2 separate regions of the Homo sapiens genome follow, and region 2 is linked to region 1. The links are chromatin loops, found by intact Hi-C in ENCODE. Cell type or tissue: gastrocnemius medialis. All regions are shown on one strand. Links, peaks and the distances in the headings refer to the core of each region. The heading gives the core; the rest is flanking DNA.

Evidence for each region. Peaks named below come from ENCODE experiments on the same cell type or tissue, not always from the same donor. Only the 100,000 strongest peaks of a DNase experiment are listed, where the experiment ranks them.
Region 2: it touches region 1 in a loop (4-fold over the local background); 5 of 110 quality-filtered maps call a loop at or near these places.

Annotation. Positions count from the first base shown.
Region 1 is chr16:79,537,954-79,546,288 of GRCh38, reverse strand. It overlaps a transcript of MAF not described here. Among named protein-coding and RNA genes, the nearest start is that of MAF, 59 kb to the left of the region's middle. In gastrocnemius medialis, for the core only: no CTCF peak of the experiment used is centred there; DNase peaks (open chromatin) are centred at 3,618, 3,968 and 4,888; H3K27ac peaks cover 2,923 bases.
Region 2 is chr16:79,589,191-79,597,525 of GRCh38, reverse strand. MAF (MAF bZIP transcription factor) reads left to right here. Exons shown (of 2, transcript NM_005360.5): 2 at 2,973-3,688. The coding sequence ends at 3,066. Among named protein-coding and RNA genes, the nearest start is that of MAF, 7.4 kb to the left of the region's middle. In gastrocnemius medialis, for the core only: no CTCF peak of the experiment used is centred there; DNase peaks (open chromatin) are centred at 4,235, 5,469 and 7,516; H3K4me3 peaks cover 7,240 bases; H3K27ac peaks cover 8,000 bases.

The sequences.
Region 1 (8,335 bases), core at 7-8,006:
GATTTTGATTTTCATTTGGGTTACCAATCAATAGTGTTTAAATTAAGATGACTGGGGTTATTTTATAAGGTGGACATAGATCTGTTCTCACAATGATAGAACTTTTTTGTCCTTTATCCAATAAAATCAAGTTTTAAAGTTCATCCCATCTCTTTAACCTTTTGATGATGTTGGTAACACTCATACCACATTTTGTTTATTTTTTCCAATGTAGTGATATATTTTATTTTATAATTTATTATTTATTTTTAATGGACAAAAATGTATATATTTATGGTGTATAATGTTTTAAAGTATGTTTACACTGTGAAATAGCTAATTAATTAGATTAATTAAATCAAGCAAATTAAAATATGCATTACCCCACATACTTATTTTTTTCTTGGTAGTGAAAACACTTAAAATCTACTCTCTAAGCAAGTTTGAAGTATACATTGTTATTAACTATAGTGACCAGGTTGTATAATGAATTTCTTGGACTTATTCCTCCTCTCTAATTGAAATTTTATGTCCTTTGAAAAACATCTCCCCCACTCCCCATCCCCTGGCTTCTGGTAACCACCGTACTACTCTCTGCTTCTATGGGCATCCATATTTTAAAATAGCTTACATAGAAATACTTTGAATTTTAGTATTGAGATCAAAGATAGACCAAAAAATAAGATGCCTCTGTGGGGGGGTGGGGGTTGCAGTGATACTTACAAAAATTTCTGGTAAATTTTGTAATGTCCACGATTTTCTATTGAAATCTTTTTTTTTTTTTCCAATGGCTTGTGAAAAACTGGAATTCTGCATGGGGTCCATCTTCATAGGCATGCAATGTGTGCAGTTGTACTCATGCTCAAATGGGTGCCACACTTGATTTAACATTCTGCTGTCCCCTTGAATCTCTTGATACTTTTTGAACAAGGAACCTTGCATTGTCGTTTTGCATGGGCCCCCTCAGTTCTGCAGCATGTCCAGTTCTGCATTCCCCACCTTTCACTCAGTACACAGACACTGTGTATGTTCTCCAAGCTTGATTTGCGGGAAGTTGAGGTCCAAAACAATGTCCTGTGTCTGAGTCTACTTTGTAATGCATGTTCTGCCCTTTCTCACTTTTTTTTCCTCCACATTATTTAAGGATATAATTTAGAACCATGGAGGGAAAGATTCTGAGATCATCTATTTAATATTCCAGGAGTTAAGAAGGAAAACAAACAACAGAAATGCATGCTGAGTGTCTTCTTGGAAAGTGGTGAAGGACACCATCCTGGCCTGAGGGAGCCAGTGGTCCCTGACCCAAGATTGCTTGAGTTCATAGAGAACCACCTCAAGCCCCATGAGGCTTAACTTAGCAATGGCCAAACATGAAAGTCCTGTCTAAGGATCAGTCCCTCGTTATTAGGTTAGCACCTCTTTCTGTGATTTCAGTTTTACCAAACATGAATGAATGTAAGTAAGGTGCCATATCAATACATAAAATAATATTTTAGTATTTTGTCTGTTGCTACTGACATTTTTTTTTTTTTTTTTTGAGACAGAGCCTTGCTCTGTCGCCCAGGCTGGAGTGCAGTGGTGCAATCTCAGCTTACTGTGAGGTCCGCCTCCTGGGTTCACGCCATTCTCCTGCTCAGCCTCCCGAGTAGCTGGGACTACAGGTACCTGCCACCACGCCTGGCTAATTTTTTGTATTTTTAGTAGAGACGGGGTTTCACCATGTTATCCACGATGGTCTCGATCTCCTGACCTTGTGATCCACCCAACTCGGTCTCTCAAAGTGCTGGGGTTACAGGCATGAGCCACCATGCCCGGCTGCTATTTACATTTTTATAGGAAAAAAATAATGATGGAATATTATTTAGGGAAATAAAATTTTGAAATCACTCAAAATACCTCCATCTCTACATCAGTGCTGTCCAGTAAAACTTTCTCTGCTGATGGACTCTTCTAGATCTGTGTTGTGCAATGCAGTAGCCATCTGCCATGTGTGATGACCGAGCACTTGAAATGAGTCTAGTGTGTCAGGAACTGAAGGCTTAGTTCTATTTAATTTTAATTAATTTAAATCTAAATAGCCATATGTAGCTAGTTCCTACTGTGTTGAACTGTAAATTTAATAGTTGCTCCTCTTATTTTAGTGTATATTCTTTGATTCTCTGTGCAAACTTTCCCCCCCACGGTTGACCATATCATACCACTTGTTGGGGTAGCTTTTTAAAACTTAATTTTACAAACATTTTCCCGTTTTTAGTCTAGCATTCAAAGATGGGGGTGTCTCTTGGTGTCTGTCTCTCTACCTTGGTACAAGAAAAGAGGGCCTGGGCCAGGTGCGGTGGTTCACGCCTGTAATCCCTGCACTTTGGGAGGCCGAGGCGGGTGGATCACGAGGTCTGGAGATGGAGACCATCTTGGCTAAAACGATGAAACCCCGTCTCTGCTAAAAATATAAAAAATTAGCCGGGCGCGGTGGTAGGCGCCTGTAGTCCCAGCTACTGGGCAGGCTGACGCAGGAGAATGCCGTGAACCCCGGAGGCGGAGCTTGCAGTGAGCCGAGATTGCACCACTGCACTCCAGCCTGGGCGACAGAGCGAGACTCCGTCTCAGAAAAAAAAAAAAGAAAAAAAAAAAAAGAAAAAGAAAAGAGGGCCTGGAAATTGTTCAGCTGTAAACATCGCATTGACCCTTGGCCACCGTTGAGGAGCACCATATTATGTTACCCAGAACGTGGGGCATTGAGACAAAGGAAAGGAATTTTGTGACTGAGCGCGTCTGTCCTGCCCGCAAAGGCTTTGGAAAGGTGGGACTGCCCGCCATCTTGAGAACATCCAGACATTTGTTGAACATCCGCTAGGTGTCCACCACATGCTCTTTGTGTAAGTGGCTCTTGTCATCTTGGCAGAAAGCCTCTACTGTAGGCACCATTCCCATTTTGTGTATGAGATAAGTGGGAAGGAGGCACTTGACCAGGGTCATGGTGTCTGACCGGGATTGATCCCCAGTTCTCCCTGGCTTAAAATCCCATTCTAGCTACACTCTTGCCTGTCTCCAAGATACTGGGGAATCATATGGACAGACCCAGCTAGCATGGATCGCGCCTACCTTTGTCTCTTATCCTTTTAAATGCCTGAGAAAAATCTGCTTTTATTACTATGTTATCACTCTTCATGATGTTACCACGAATGTTCCCACTTTGTCTAGTGAAATGCAAAACTCAAAATGATGTGGTTCTGCTTTTAAAAGGCTTAACATTTACTGTTTTTTATTGTTTATGTGATTGTGAGAGAGAGATGGAGAGAGAAAACATAACTGCACATACACACACGTGTGCATGCACACACATATGCAATCCTGTAAGGTCACACAATGGGATAATTTCTTTACTATTATAGGTCAGATGTGCTAGCTTATGATATAAAAACCACCCAGAGTCTAACTTATGTGGAAACCAACTGCCTTGACACTCCTTTCTTAAAGTCTATCATGATCTACTAGCCATGGTCACTGAAGATTAACCAAGGCCAGGAGCAGTTCAGTGAATTGCTATGGGGTTGAGGTATGAGTCCCAAAGGGGAAGGAAGCTAACCCCTCCCAGTCCAGGAAACCCAGCTTGCCCATCAGTGCACGAGCCCCAGAAAGTCCAAGCTTGCAAGATTCTCCAGGCCAAGAGCGGCTTTGCTAAGGTCATCAGATCTGGCCACTGTACCCAGAGTGGAGACCTCTGATTGGAGGGGAAGGAAGAGCAGTTCCCTCTTTCTTTCCCTGCTTCCTTTTGTTATCCAAGGGCCTCAGAGATGTCTGGGGGGTGGCTGGGGGTAGTGTGATTTGAAACTCCGCCATAGGCCATGTCCCTGGGGCCACTGACCCCTGTTGCTTGGGAGACACCAGCCTGGAAGCTGGCCTTGACTCTATCTAATCCAACAGGCACTTACTCACCACGTGGCATGGTCCAAAAATAACACGCACCAGGGGGGCCTTGGGGACACCAGACCTAGCTAGCGAGAGGCCACCACTGGCTGAGAACCGCTTTCCTGTTTGCGTTCCTGCCCGGAGGCTTCGTGGAGCTCGCTTGGACTTCCTGTTTCCTCCTCCTTCCAAAGTTCCCATTCGCTCCCCTCTTCAGCTGCACAGGACTTGCTCCAGGAGCCCCGTGTCCCAGCAAGGATGGTCACCTGCCGCTGAATTGTCATTAGCAGTTGGAGGAAATTGTCACCAAAGACTGAAACGCTTGGAGTCAGGAGAACTGGGACCAACCAGCTTAGCTTTTTATTCCAAAGCCTATCTCATGCCTTGAGGAAACTGAGCAAATGCCACAATCTGAACCTGTTTTTTAATCATTCAAAACCCTAGTAGTAACCGGGCTTGTTGGCTCATGTCTGTAATCCCAGCACTTTGGGAGGCTGAGGATGGTGGATCGCTTGAGGTGAGGTGTTCAAGGCCAGTCTGGCCAACATGGTAAAACCCCGTCTCTAGTAAAAATACAAAAATTAGCTGGGCGTGGTGGTGCCTGCCTTTAATCCCAGCTACTGAAGACGCTGAGGCAGGAGAATCTCTTGAACCCGGAGGTGGAGGTTGCAGTGAGCTAAGATTGCACTCCAGCCTGGGCAGCAGACTGGAACACCATCTCAAAAAAAAAAAAAAAAAAAACTAAAAAAACCCTAGTAGCTTAGCTGGTAACAAGGGCCCTGGTAGAACCTTGTCTGAATTAGGGTCTCGTCTTTCACCAGCTGTATGAACTTGGCCATATTACGTATTGTCCTAAGCCTCAGTTTCCTTATCCTTAAAAGGAGAACAGCTCCTGTGTAGCAGCATTTATTATTTTTTTTTTTTTTCTGGTGGTTTGGGAAGCAGGTACTACTGTGCCTAGAGTCCCTGCCAGGGACTGACGCAGGCTCCTTCAGCCCTGCGCATGACTGCCTCACTCAACAAGGGTTTGGGTTACGGGTACAAATATTTTCTGCACGAACAGGTGCATAGTCTGACAGTTGTGAGAGGACTTTTGGAGGTGATGAGACAGAATAATTCCAACCAAGATGATTTCCCTTAAATCTGGAATGTGTGGTTGCTGTAAACGCATGAGGTGGCTTAGAGTACGATAGCAGTCGTTGAAGAAGCAGCAGTAGTAACAGTAATGGTAAAAGTAATTGTGATAGCAATAATTATAGCACTATTAGATTAGTATAGTAGTGGTAATATCAGTAGCAGCAGCTCTAGTAGTAACAGGAATAGTGATAGCAGTAATCGTGTCAATAGTAGTAATGGTAGCAACAGCAGTAGTAACCGTAGTAGTGTGATGTAGTGCTAAAAATAGCAGTTGTAGTAACCGTAGTAAATAGTAGTAGTGATAGTACTAGCGGTAATAGCAATAGTAGTAGTGGTGATAATCGTATTAATGGTAAAAGTACAGTAGTAGCAGTAAAGAGTAATAATTAACCTAGATTGTGCACTGCAGATGCCGCTAAATTTTTTACAGACCAACTCCTTTACTTTTCCCAAATAACCCTAAGATAGCTGTTTTCCCCACATGTCAGAGAAGAGGGTGAGTCCTGATGCTCATATTTGGATACTGAATTGTTTATTTCCAGCCTGTGCCACGCAAAATTCGATCTACATTGTCAACCTCATTAGACCTTCACAAGGTCATCTGCCATCTCCCCGGCATGCACCGGGAAGCAGACACCCAGCAAAGTGGTCTGGCTTCCCACAGAGGTTCCTAGCCAGTTGACCATGCCAATGAGCATTGTTGACCATGAGCAGGGTGGGGTGCTGATGGGAGAGGAAGCCCCTGTGATGGACCCAGTCCTCCAGCTGGCTTCGTCTGAGCTGGCCAGTGAGTCTTTTGGTGCGTGGATGCCCTTGTCTTCAGAGTAACTGATCTCGCTGGGAGGCTGAGTGGTTGAAGCGTTGGAATCAGGTTTGTTTGGTTCTCATGGTTCTTCTGGGAGCCAGTGACACCAGAGCGCAGGGACTTCAGGGAAGCAGAGTTACTGAGCTCTCATGCCCTAACTGCAATCTCGATGTGTCTGGAGATGGCCTCCCTGGGGATTACAAGGAGGTGCTGTGTTCCATCTAGTTGGCCAGCTTTTTCTCAGAGTCTTCATCACGTAACCTGTCTGATAATCCCACCTCATTCCTTTACAGCCTCTGGTCCTCCACCTGCCTCGGTGGCTGCATGCTCCTGTGGTGACCTCTTGGGGATCCTTTTGGCCCTGACTCTACCACTGCAGTCTCAATTCTTCCCCTTAGCAGGGACAGCTCACAAATGAGGCTCCTCCCAGCAGTGGGCTTCAGGAGAGACTCACCTGGCTATGTTTGCTTAAAATTTATATATATATTTTTTTGTTACAGAAATCATCTCATACTTACAGTAAAGGATATAGGAAAAGCTAAAAATCACTCATAATTTCATCAGAGAAAAAAATCACCATTTTTACCTCGGAGAATCTTTTTGCAATGGATTTTCAATGCACACATGCCTCAGAGTGTCTGACATGATTGTGATCATGTGGCATTTAGAAAGGCATGCATCTTGCATTTTTCCGTTTAGCACTAGGCTATGTGTAATTAACATTATCCAAAGCTGCAGAATATTATACTTTATGAATGAAACTATTTAATTATCAAACTATTATTGGATGTTTAGATTGTCTCCATTTTTCCTGTTATAGATAACACTATATTGAACATCTTTATAAATCTTAGTCTGAATCTCTGATTATATCTTTATTATAAATGTTCACGAAAAATTGTTATAGTTAATTTTAAAACTTTCTTTTCTTTCTTTCTCTTTTGTTTTGTTTTGTTTTGAGGTGGAGTCTCGCTCTGTCACACTGGCTGGAGTGCAGTGGCGCGATCTCGGCTCACTGCAACCTCCACCTCCTGGGTTCGAGTGATTCTCTTGCCTCAGCCCCCTCTAGTAGTTGGGATTACAGGTGCATGCCACCAAGCCCGGCCAATTTCTGTAATTTTAGCAGATACAGGGTTTTACCATGTTGGCCAGGCTGGTTTAAACTCCTGCCCTCAGGTTATCCACCCGGCTCGGCCTCCCGAAGTGCTGGGATTACAGGCATGAGCCACCACACCTGGCCTAATTTTAAAACTTAATGCATATAATAAGATTGCTTTCCAGAAAGACTGAATTAGTTTATACTACCACAAATACCACAGGAGATACCCAGTTTCACTGTAACTACCTTATTAGAATTATTCATTTTACAAAACTTTCTTTCATAGTCAAGCAAAATAATGTCTTTGTATTCATCTTTGTCTACTCTTGAACATTTTTCTGTATTTTTATTTATGGCCGTTTTTGTTCCTCCTTCCATGAATTGTCTGTTCTTTTCCTTTTCTACCTCATCTTGTTTTTCAAGAGTGTTTGTATTTTCCTGGGTGATTTCTTTTTCTTTCTTTCTTTCTTTCTTTCTTTCTTTCTTTCTTTTCTTTTCTTTTCTTTTCTTTTCTTTCTTTCTTTCCTTCTTTCTTTCGAGACAGAGTCATGCTCTGTCACCCAGGCTGTAGCGTAGTGGTGTGATCTCAGCTCACTGCAACCTCCACCTCCTTGGTTCAAGTGATTCTCCTGCCTCAGCCTCCTGAGTAGCTGGGACCACAAGCATGTGCCACCATGTTCCCAGGTGATTTCTCCCAGCAATTTATATCTCCCAGCAATATATAATGGAACAATATTTGTGATAAAATTTCTTCCATGTTTATCTCTGGCCTTTTAATTATAGTTATATTTTTACATGTATAATATTTAGTTTGTAAATAAAGTGTAGTCAGGTTTAATATTCTTTCTTTGCTTTAGTGTTTGAAAAGATTCCATAAGCATCAGTTAATTCTTCCCCCATACTTTCTTCATTTTTATGGTTTTTATATCGGACATTTAAATATTCAGTGCATTTAGAATTTATTTGGGTATTTCACATCAGATGCTGGCTTAATTATTTTTGTATAAATCACCAGTTTTCTAACAGTGTTTGTCAAAAGAAGCCTTCCTTTCTCTAATGGTTTGTATATGCATCTTGTACTGTGCTTTAATTTTACACACACAGAAACGTTTCAGGGCTATTTTACTTCATTCATCTATTTATTTGTTGATTCTTAAAATAGGACAGAACTCTTTTTTATAGTTTTATGATAAATTTAATATCTGCTATAGTGATCATTCTTCTCATTCTTCTTTTTCAAAATTGTTTTTGAAGTGAAAAGGAAAAATAATGCCTTTTAATTTTCTTTCTTGGTGCAGTATGTAGAATAGATTTCACACTCTGCACTCTGCAGCCAGACAGATAAAGACTCAAATTCTGACTTTTTAGATCATTAATTATAGAACAAAGTTATTTTATCCACTTGAGAT
Region 2 (8,335 bases), core at 137-8,136, 51 kb before region 1:
TAACCTGGCAAACATTGAAGAACTCTTAATGTTTTCTTTTTAATAAGAATGACGCCCCACTTTGGGGACTAAAATTGTGCTATTGCCGAGAAGCAGTCTAAAATTTATTTTTTAAAAAGAGAAACTGCCCCATTATTTTTGGTTTGTTTTATTTTTATTTTATATTTTTTGGCTTTTGGTCATTGTCAAATGTGGAATGCTCTGGGTTTCTAGTATATAATTTAATTCTAGTTTTTATAATCTGTTAGCCCAGTTAAAATGTATGCTACAGATAAAGGAATGTTATAGATAAATTTGAAAGAGTTAGGTCTGTTTAGCTGTAGATTTTTTAAACGATTGATGCACTAAATTGTTTACTATTGTGATGTTAAGGGGGGTAGAGTTTGCAAGGGGACTGTTTAAAAAAAGTAGCTTATACAGCATGTGCTTGCAACTTAAATATAAGTTGGGTATGTGTAGTCTTTGCTATACCACTGACTGTATTGAAAACCAAAGTATTAAGAGGGGAAACGCCCCTGTTTATATCTGTAGGGGTATTTTACATTCAAAAATGTATGTTTTTTTTTCTTTTCAAAATTAAAGTATTTGGGACTGAATTGCACTAAGATATAACCTGCAAGCATATAATACAAAAAAAAATTGCAAAACTGTTTAGAACGCTAATAAAATTTATGCAGTTATAAAAATGGCATTACTGCACAGTTTTAAGATGATGCAGATTTTTTTACAGTTGTATTGTGGTGCAGAACTGGATTTTCTGTAACTTAAAAAAAAATCCACAGTTTTAAAGGCAATAATCAGTAAATGTTATTTTCAGGGACTGACATCCTGTCTTTAAAAAGAAATGAAAAGTAAATCTTACCACAATAAATATAAAAAAATCTTGTCAGTTACTTTTCTTTTACATATTTTGCTGTGCAAAATTGTTTTATATCTTGAGTTACTAACTAACCACGCGTGTTGTTCCTATGTGCTTTTCTTTCATTTTCAATTCTGGTTATATCAAGAAAAGAATAATCTACAATAATAAACGGCATTTTTTTTTGATTCTGTACTCAGTTTCTTAGTGTACAGTTTAACTGGGCCCAACAACCTCGTTAAAAGTGTAAAATGCATCCTTTTCTCCAGTGGAAGGATTCCTGGAGGAATAGGGAGACAGTAATTCAGGGTGAAATTATAGGCTGTTTTTTGAAGTGAGGAGGCTGGCCCCATATACTGATTAGCAATATTTAATATAGATGTAAATTATGACCTCATTTTTTTCTCCCCAAAGTTTTCAGTTTTCAAATGAGTTGAGCCATAATTGCCCTTGGTAGGAAAAACAAAACAAAACAGTGGAACTAGGCTTCCTGAGCATGGCCCTACACTTCTGATCAGGAGCAAAGCCATCCATAGACAGAGGAGCCGGACAAATATGGCGCATCAGAGGTGGCTTGCGCACATATGCATTGAACGGTAAAGAGAAACAGCGCTTGCCTTTTCACTAAAGTTGACTATTTTTCCTTCTTCTCTTACACACCGAGATTTTCTTGTTAGCAAGGCCTGACAAGATTTAACATAAACATGACAAATCATAGTTGTTTGTTTTGTTTTGCTTTTCTCTTTAACACTGAAGATCATTTGTCTTAAATAGGAAAAAGAAAATCCACTCCTTACTTCCATATTTCCAAGTACATATCTGGTTTAAACTATGTTATCAAATCATATTTCACCGTGAATATTCAGTGGAGAACTTCTCTACCTGGATGAGCTAGTAATGATTTCAGATCATGCTATCCCCAGAAATAAAAGCAAAAAATAATACCTGTGTGGAATATAGGCTGTGCTTTGATTTACTGGTATTTACCCCAAAATAGGCTGTGTATGGGGGCTGACTTAAAGATCCCTTGGAAAGACTCAAAACTACCTTCACTAGTAGGACTCCTAAGCGCTGACCTATTTTTAAATGACACAAATTCATGAAACTAATGTTACAAATTCATGCAGTTTGCACTCTTAGTCATCTTCCCCTAGCACACCAATAGAATGTTAGACAAAGCCAGCACTGTTTTGAAAATACAGCCAAACACGATGACTTTTGTTTTGTTTTCTGCCGTTCTTAAAAGAAAAAAAGATAATATTGCAACTCTGACTGAAAGACTTATTTTTAAGAAAACAGGTTGTGTTTGGTGCTGCTAAGTTCTGGCCAGTTTATCATCTGGCCTTCCTGCCTATTTTTTACAAAACACGAAGACAGTGTGTAACCTCGACATTTTGACCTTCCTTTATGTGCTAGTTTAGACAGGCTCCTGAATCCACACTTAATTTTGCTTAACAAAAGTCTTAATAGTAAACCTCCCCTCATGAGCTTGAAGTCAAGTGTTCTTGACTTCAGATATTTCTTTCCTTTTTTTTTTTTTTTCCTCATCACAACTAAGAGATACACAAACTCTGAAGAAGCAGAAATGGAGAGAATGCTTTTAACAAAAAAGCATCTGATGAAAGATTTTAGGCAAACATTCTCAAAATAAGAGTGATATTCTGGATGTAGTTATTGCAGTTATCTCATGACAAATGAGGCCTGGATTGGAAGGAAAATATAGTTGTGTAGAATTAAGCATTTTGATAGGAATCTACAAGGTAGTTGAATATAATAAGCAGGTTTGGGCCCCCAAACTTTAGAAAATCAAATGCAAAGGTGCTGGCAAAAATGAGGTTTGAGTGGCTGGCTGTAAGAGAAGGTTAACTCCTAGTAAAAGGCATTTTTAGAAATAACAATTACTGAAAACTTTGAAGTATAGTGGGAGTAGCAAACAAATACATGTTTTTTTTTTCTTACAAAGAACTCCTAAATCCTGAGTAAGTGCCATTCATTACAATAAGTCTCTAAATTTAAAAAAAAAAAAATCATATGAGGAAATCTAGCTTTCCCCTTTACGCTGCGTTTGATCTTTGTCTAAATAGTGTTAAAATTCCTTTCATTCCAATTACAGAACTGAGCCCACTCGCAAGTTGGAGCCATCAGTGGGATACGCCACATTTTGGAAGCCCCAGCATCGTGTACTTACCAGTGTGTTCACAAAATGAAATTTGTGTGAGAGCTGTACATTAAAAAAAATCATCATTATTATTATTATTTGCAGTCATGGAGAACCACCTACCCCTGACTTCTGTTTAGTCTCCTTTTTAAATAAAAATTACTGTGTTAGAGAAGAAGGCTATTAAATGTAGTAGTTAACTATGCCTCTTGTCTGGGGGTTTCATAGAGACCGGTAGGAAAGCGCACTCCTGCTTTTCGATTTATGGTGTGTGCAAGTAAACAGGTGCATTGCTTTCAACCTGCCATACTAGTTTTAAAAATTCACTGAAATTACAAAGATACATATATATGCATATATATAATGGAAAGTTTCCCGGAATGCAACAATTAGCATTTTAAAATCATATATAGGCATGCACATTCTAAATAGTACTTTTTCATGCTTCATTGTTTCTCTGGCAGATAATTTTACTAAGAAGAAAAATAGATATTCGACTCCCCTTCCCTAAACAAATCCACGGGCAGAGGCTCCAGCGGAGCCGAGCCCCCTGGTTTTCTCGTAGGCCCTAGACGGTGTTGCATTTATCAGTGATGTCAAACGTGCTCATTTGTCAGACATAGCTGTAAATGAAAACAATGTGTGGCAAAATACAAAGTTAGTTAAATACACACCCTCTGTGTGATTTTTTGCTCCCTTTTCTTTTTTGCTCCTACTCAAAAAAAAAAAAATCACCTCCTTTACATTTCCCTGGCTTCTTGCATGTTTCCCTTTTCAAAAACCATGTAATAATTTTTTACAATGTATCTGACACATTAATATATTGACATCAAATAGGCAGACATTCTACTTTTGCCTGGCAAATAAATCTGCTACGGAGACATCATTTCCTCACTGTCTCAAAGCCATAACTACCTGGGAGTCTTTCAACACAGACCCCTCCGATGGGAAATGCTGTTTATTACTGAATGCAGGATGCTCACGCTCTGATCTTTTCTCCCTTGTGCCTTTACCCCAGTCATTTTTACTTAGCAACACCAATTCTAGATACTTCTGTTCTGAAGTAGAACCACCCCCTTGCCACACTGCCAGTTTTCCTGCTAAAAGCAGTGGACAGAAGACAGATCATGGTCACCCTCACAAACATGGCACACAGCTGTCTCGGTAGCTGCATTCCCAGCATGTCCTGGTCTAAATATCTAGAGTTGCCTATGACACGTTCAAAGGTTCCCAAGCACAGTACATTGGGAGGCTTTTGCTGCTGTGGCCGTTGTTTTCGTTTAGGCCAACTTACTTCCGTATTCACATACTCTTGGCTTTACGAAATACACTCCTCCAGTCTACTAGGCCAATCAATATATTTAAAAGTCTGATTGCCACATAAGTCTCTCTCTCTCTCTTTTTGTTTTTTGTTTGTTTGTTTTTTTCTGTTTTGGCTGCCGGTAGTTAAAGACTGAGATAGGTTGGAAGACTAAAATACAGGAGTACATGAGTGACAACCTTCAGCCGTCTGATTTCCATGCCGGTAAAACACACAACCAAGCTCTTCTTAGCGCTGCTAATATAAACATTCACTAAGAGGGAATAGGAAGTGAGATTTACCAGCTTCACTTTGCTGATTTGCAAGGTTCCCCACTACGATTCACTGTCATTTGATTTTTGAAAAATAATTTTGTCCGTCTCTTTGAAGAAATGTCTTAGTTCTTTTATTTTGTTTGTTTGGTTTTTTTTAGAGAAGTTTTATCTGCAGTGATAGGCTACAATTTTTATCTCCGCTGATTATTTGTCAGGATGCTGAATGAATAATTTGGTCCTGTGCCTTCCTTGTTGTTCTGAGGAAAATAAGAGAAACTTGGAAGTTTGTTTCACTCTTAGCCCATCCTAAATCTAAAAGAAGATGTCCCAGGTCCAGGCAGGCCATGTAGTAGTTATAAAGGAGGTGGTCCAGGTCCAGCCACCTCAATCAGGATTTGTTTGTTTTGAAGCATTTGCTTAAAAGCGGAGCAAGAGTCTTAACCCAACTTGCCATAACACTGCTTTTCTCGCTTTTGATGTAAATCTTCAAAATTCAGACATCAAACAGCCCCAGAAAAGGGGAATTCTCTCCAGGCATTGCTCCGCCCCAGCTCCTGAACAAACCCAGCTCTGTCTAGCATTTTTTTCCCTAGCGGGGGTAGGGGACAGGGTGAGAGAATTTCAGTCTCCCAGGCTGTCTCATGATTGTTAGGGCATAAAGAAACACAGTCCTGCCACAAATTGGGAGCATCTTTACCCTTTAGAGAGAAACAAAACAAAACTAAACAAACAAATCAAATTGCTTTGCATGAAGGCGTAGCAAATAAAATCTCGGGCTCCCTGTTCCCTGCACCATTTGTAGGAGGTGAGAAATGAGGGAAACAAGAGAAAGGGGAACTTTAAAAGCGGGAGGCCCAGAAATAATCCCTGTTACCAGTCTGAATTTCACTTGCTCCGTGGCTAACGTCAGACCTAGTGTGCATGTATGCCAGAAGTAAACTAGGCTCGGCTGTCCATTTCTTTAAAATATGTTCACATGTTTCCTTTTTGAAAACAATTTTGGGGACTAAACCCAAATGGAGAGATTTGAGGAAATCGTTAATGTCTTAACATTTGAGTATATTTATAAATGTATCAGTCTGTGATTCATAATGGTGACATTTTGGACCAGCCAGACATGTTGTACCAATATTTAAATGGTCACTGCAATAGTTTTATGACATCGTGACAGTATTTTATTGTTTAAATTCGAAGGCCCTCTGTGTGTTTTCCGTAAGTCTGCCCGAAGGAAAAAGGCTGAGATGGGAAGAGCAAACCAACGACGCACAGAAATAAGATCTTTCTATGAATTTTCATCAGAGTCGTACAGTTTTAAGAAACTCATAAAACACATTTTCCACGACTATGACTGGAATGCACAGTTCCTTACACAAATCGTAGCCTCTATTGAGCACCTCTTCTCTTGTTCAACACAATTCGTTTCCTTTTCCTTCCTTTTTACTAAATAACAGTTTTCCCTATAATTAGAACTGTGGATTGCAAAATCACATTCCTCTCTTCTACAGAGATGCACCTTAGATCTTTAGTTACAATTAGAAGGAGCATTAATTCAAGAAAGGAGGATGAAGGAGTCGTGTCTGCTGAGCTTTGGGAAAAAGAGTGGAAGGAGAGGAAGGAGTTTTCTGTATTTTCCCCTGCACTCCTCAACCTGCCCCTCACCCCTCAACCCAGGCCTTGGTGTGAGCTGCAGACCAGTGATTCGCATTCTGAATTTCTCTATTCTAAATATTCTGATTACCAGCCTTGACCGTTTCCAAGCTGAGATTCCAAAGAACTATTTTTTCCTTGTGGTTGGTCCTTTCCGTTAGGGAACAGGAGAAGCGATGAAACCTTATAGAACTGGATAGGAAGGAGAGAAAATCACTCTCCTTCCAGAATCCCCAACAAGGATTGTTGTAAAGGGAACACTGGCCTGAAAAATTAGGTCAGGAGTTCAGAGTCCCTTTTTGCAACCTATAGTTGCCCTGGTTCTCTATATGACCTCATCCACTTCTTGAGGCCTGTAGAAGTGCGTTTCTGACTTTTGTTGGAGGAATTCTGCAGAAGGAAAGCAGGCCGAGGATCCCAGGACAATAGGCAACCCCAAACTAGGCCCAGAGAGCAGAGGAGAGGAAGGGACCTGCCTGCAGAGGCTGGGAGAGTATGGCCCAGACTTTAACACAGGCCAACCTTGGCTTATGACCTCCAGTCACCAGGGGTCAGCTCCAGGTCATTCTCAGAGTCCCCCCAAAACCTCCCACCAAGAAGGATCTGTTTGCAGGGTGACTGACAAGCCGCTGACAGGTTGTGAGCTCTCCACAGAGTCCTAGAAACAACAGTGACGTCCTTAGCACCAGGGTCTGCACCCTTCCCACCTGACTCCTGTCCAATCCCAGTGTCCTCTCCATAATTTCTGACACCTTTTCCTTCCATGCCTGGTCATCCAGGGCCATGAAAGAGCCTCAAAAGTCACTGTCCTCAGGCCAACAAGTGGCAGAAGCTGAGATCTGGGACCCAATAAGTCACCTCCGCCCCACTTTAAGTGTAGACACAGACAGCGCTATGCAGAGGGTCCGGGGAGCATCACTGGAAGCTCAGCTGGAATCTTTAAAGCTGGCCAGAGCTTTTGGTGCAATGGTCTTGAAGCCTGGAATGAAGGAGATGTAGGCAGAGAGGATGCTGAGTTTGTCCCCTCTCCCATTTTCTAAGAACAACCCTCCCTCCATGCCCCCCCATCATCCCCCCCTCCGCCAACCTGGCCCGGGACAGGAACACCGCATCCCAGTCCTTTATGCATGGGTTCTGCGGGGCCCAATAGCCCTGGACATCACTGCCCGAGCCTGGTGGCTGCAGCTGCGTGGGGCTGGGTGTGCTCCCCACCCTCTGAGGTCCCCCGAGGGGCGTACAGTAGGTGCGCAGGGACTGGAGCCCAGACAGAGGGGGCGGGTCCCGAAGATTGCCTGAAGCTACCGAGTCCCTCAGTCCTGGGCCGGGCCTGCAGTCCCAGACCCGCGGCAGTGCCCAGGGAGCCGGTGCGCTCAGACGCCAGCAACGCAGCGCCCCTCGGAGATGCCCACGACGCCGCCCGGCGCCCGGGGGCGCTAATGACGGCCACACCCAGCGCGCCCCAGGGCCCCGCGCCCACCCAAGCTCCCGCACCCCTGCAGGAGCTCGGATTGTGTTCAAATTTGGTTTAAAAAGTCAAAAGGACTGCCCTAGCGCGAGCGAGCTCCGGGGGATATCAAAACTCCCCGGTGCGCCGCTCTCCTGGGTGGGCGGGCGCCTGGAGGGAGGGAGCAAGACTCGGTCCCGCAAGGCTCCGCCCTTCACCTTGAGACCCCCTCACTCCACCCGATCGCGGCCCCAGGAACCCTCTGTAAATAAGATCATCGGCTCCAGATCATTTGATTTTTCTTCTATTAGTTTTCCGGCCCATTTTCCAGATTTTTTTTCTTTTTTCTTTTTTTTTCCTGCTTCGGTTAGAGACAGAGTAAGAGGGAAAAAGAGAAAGGCAAGCGGGAAATCCAGATAGCATGTTTAAAAATCTTTATGGAAATCTCGATACGGTTTGGGGTTTCCGTGGTGTAGTTTGATGCACATTATAAAACAAAGTCAGTCAAGCAAACTTTATGAGGATTGCTCCAACAGCGCCAGGATGAGGGTCCTGCCTGCATTCTTGGATTTCATACAGTTCTAGACACATCTCAGGCATCCAGGAACTGTCTCAAGAGGACAGACTTTTAAAACCACTAATTTCAGAAAGC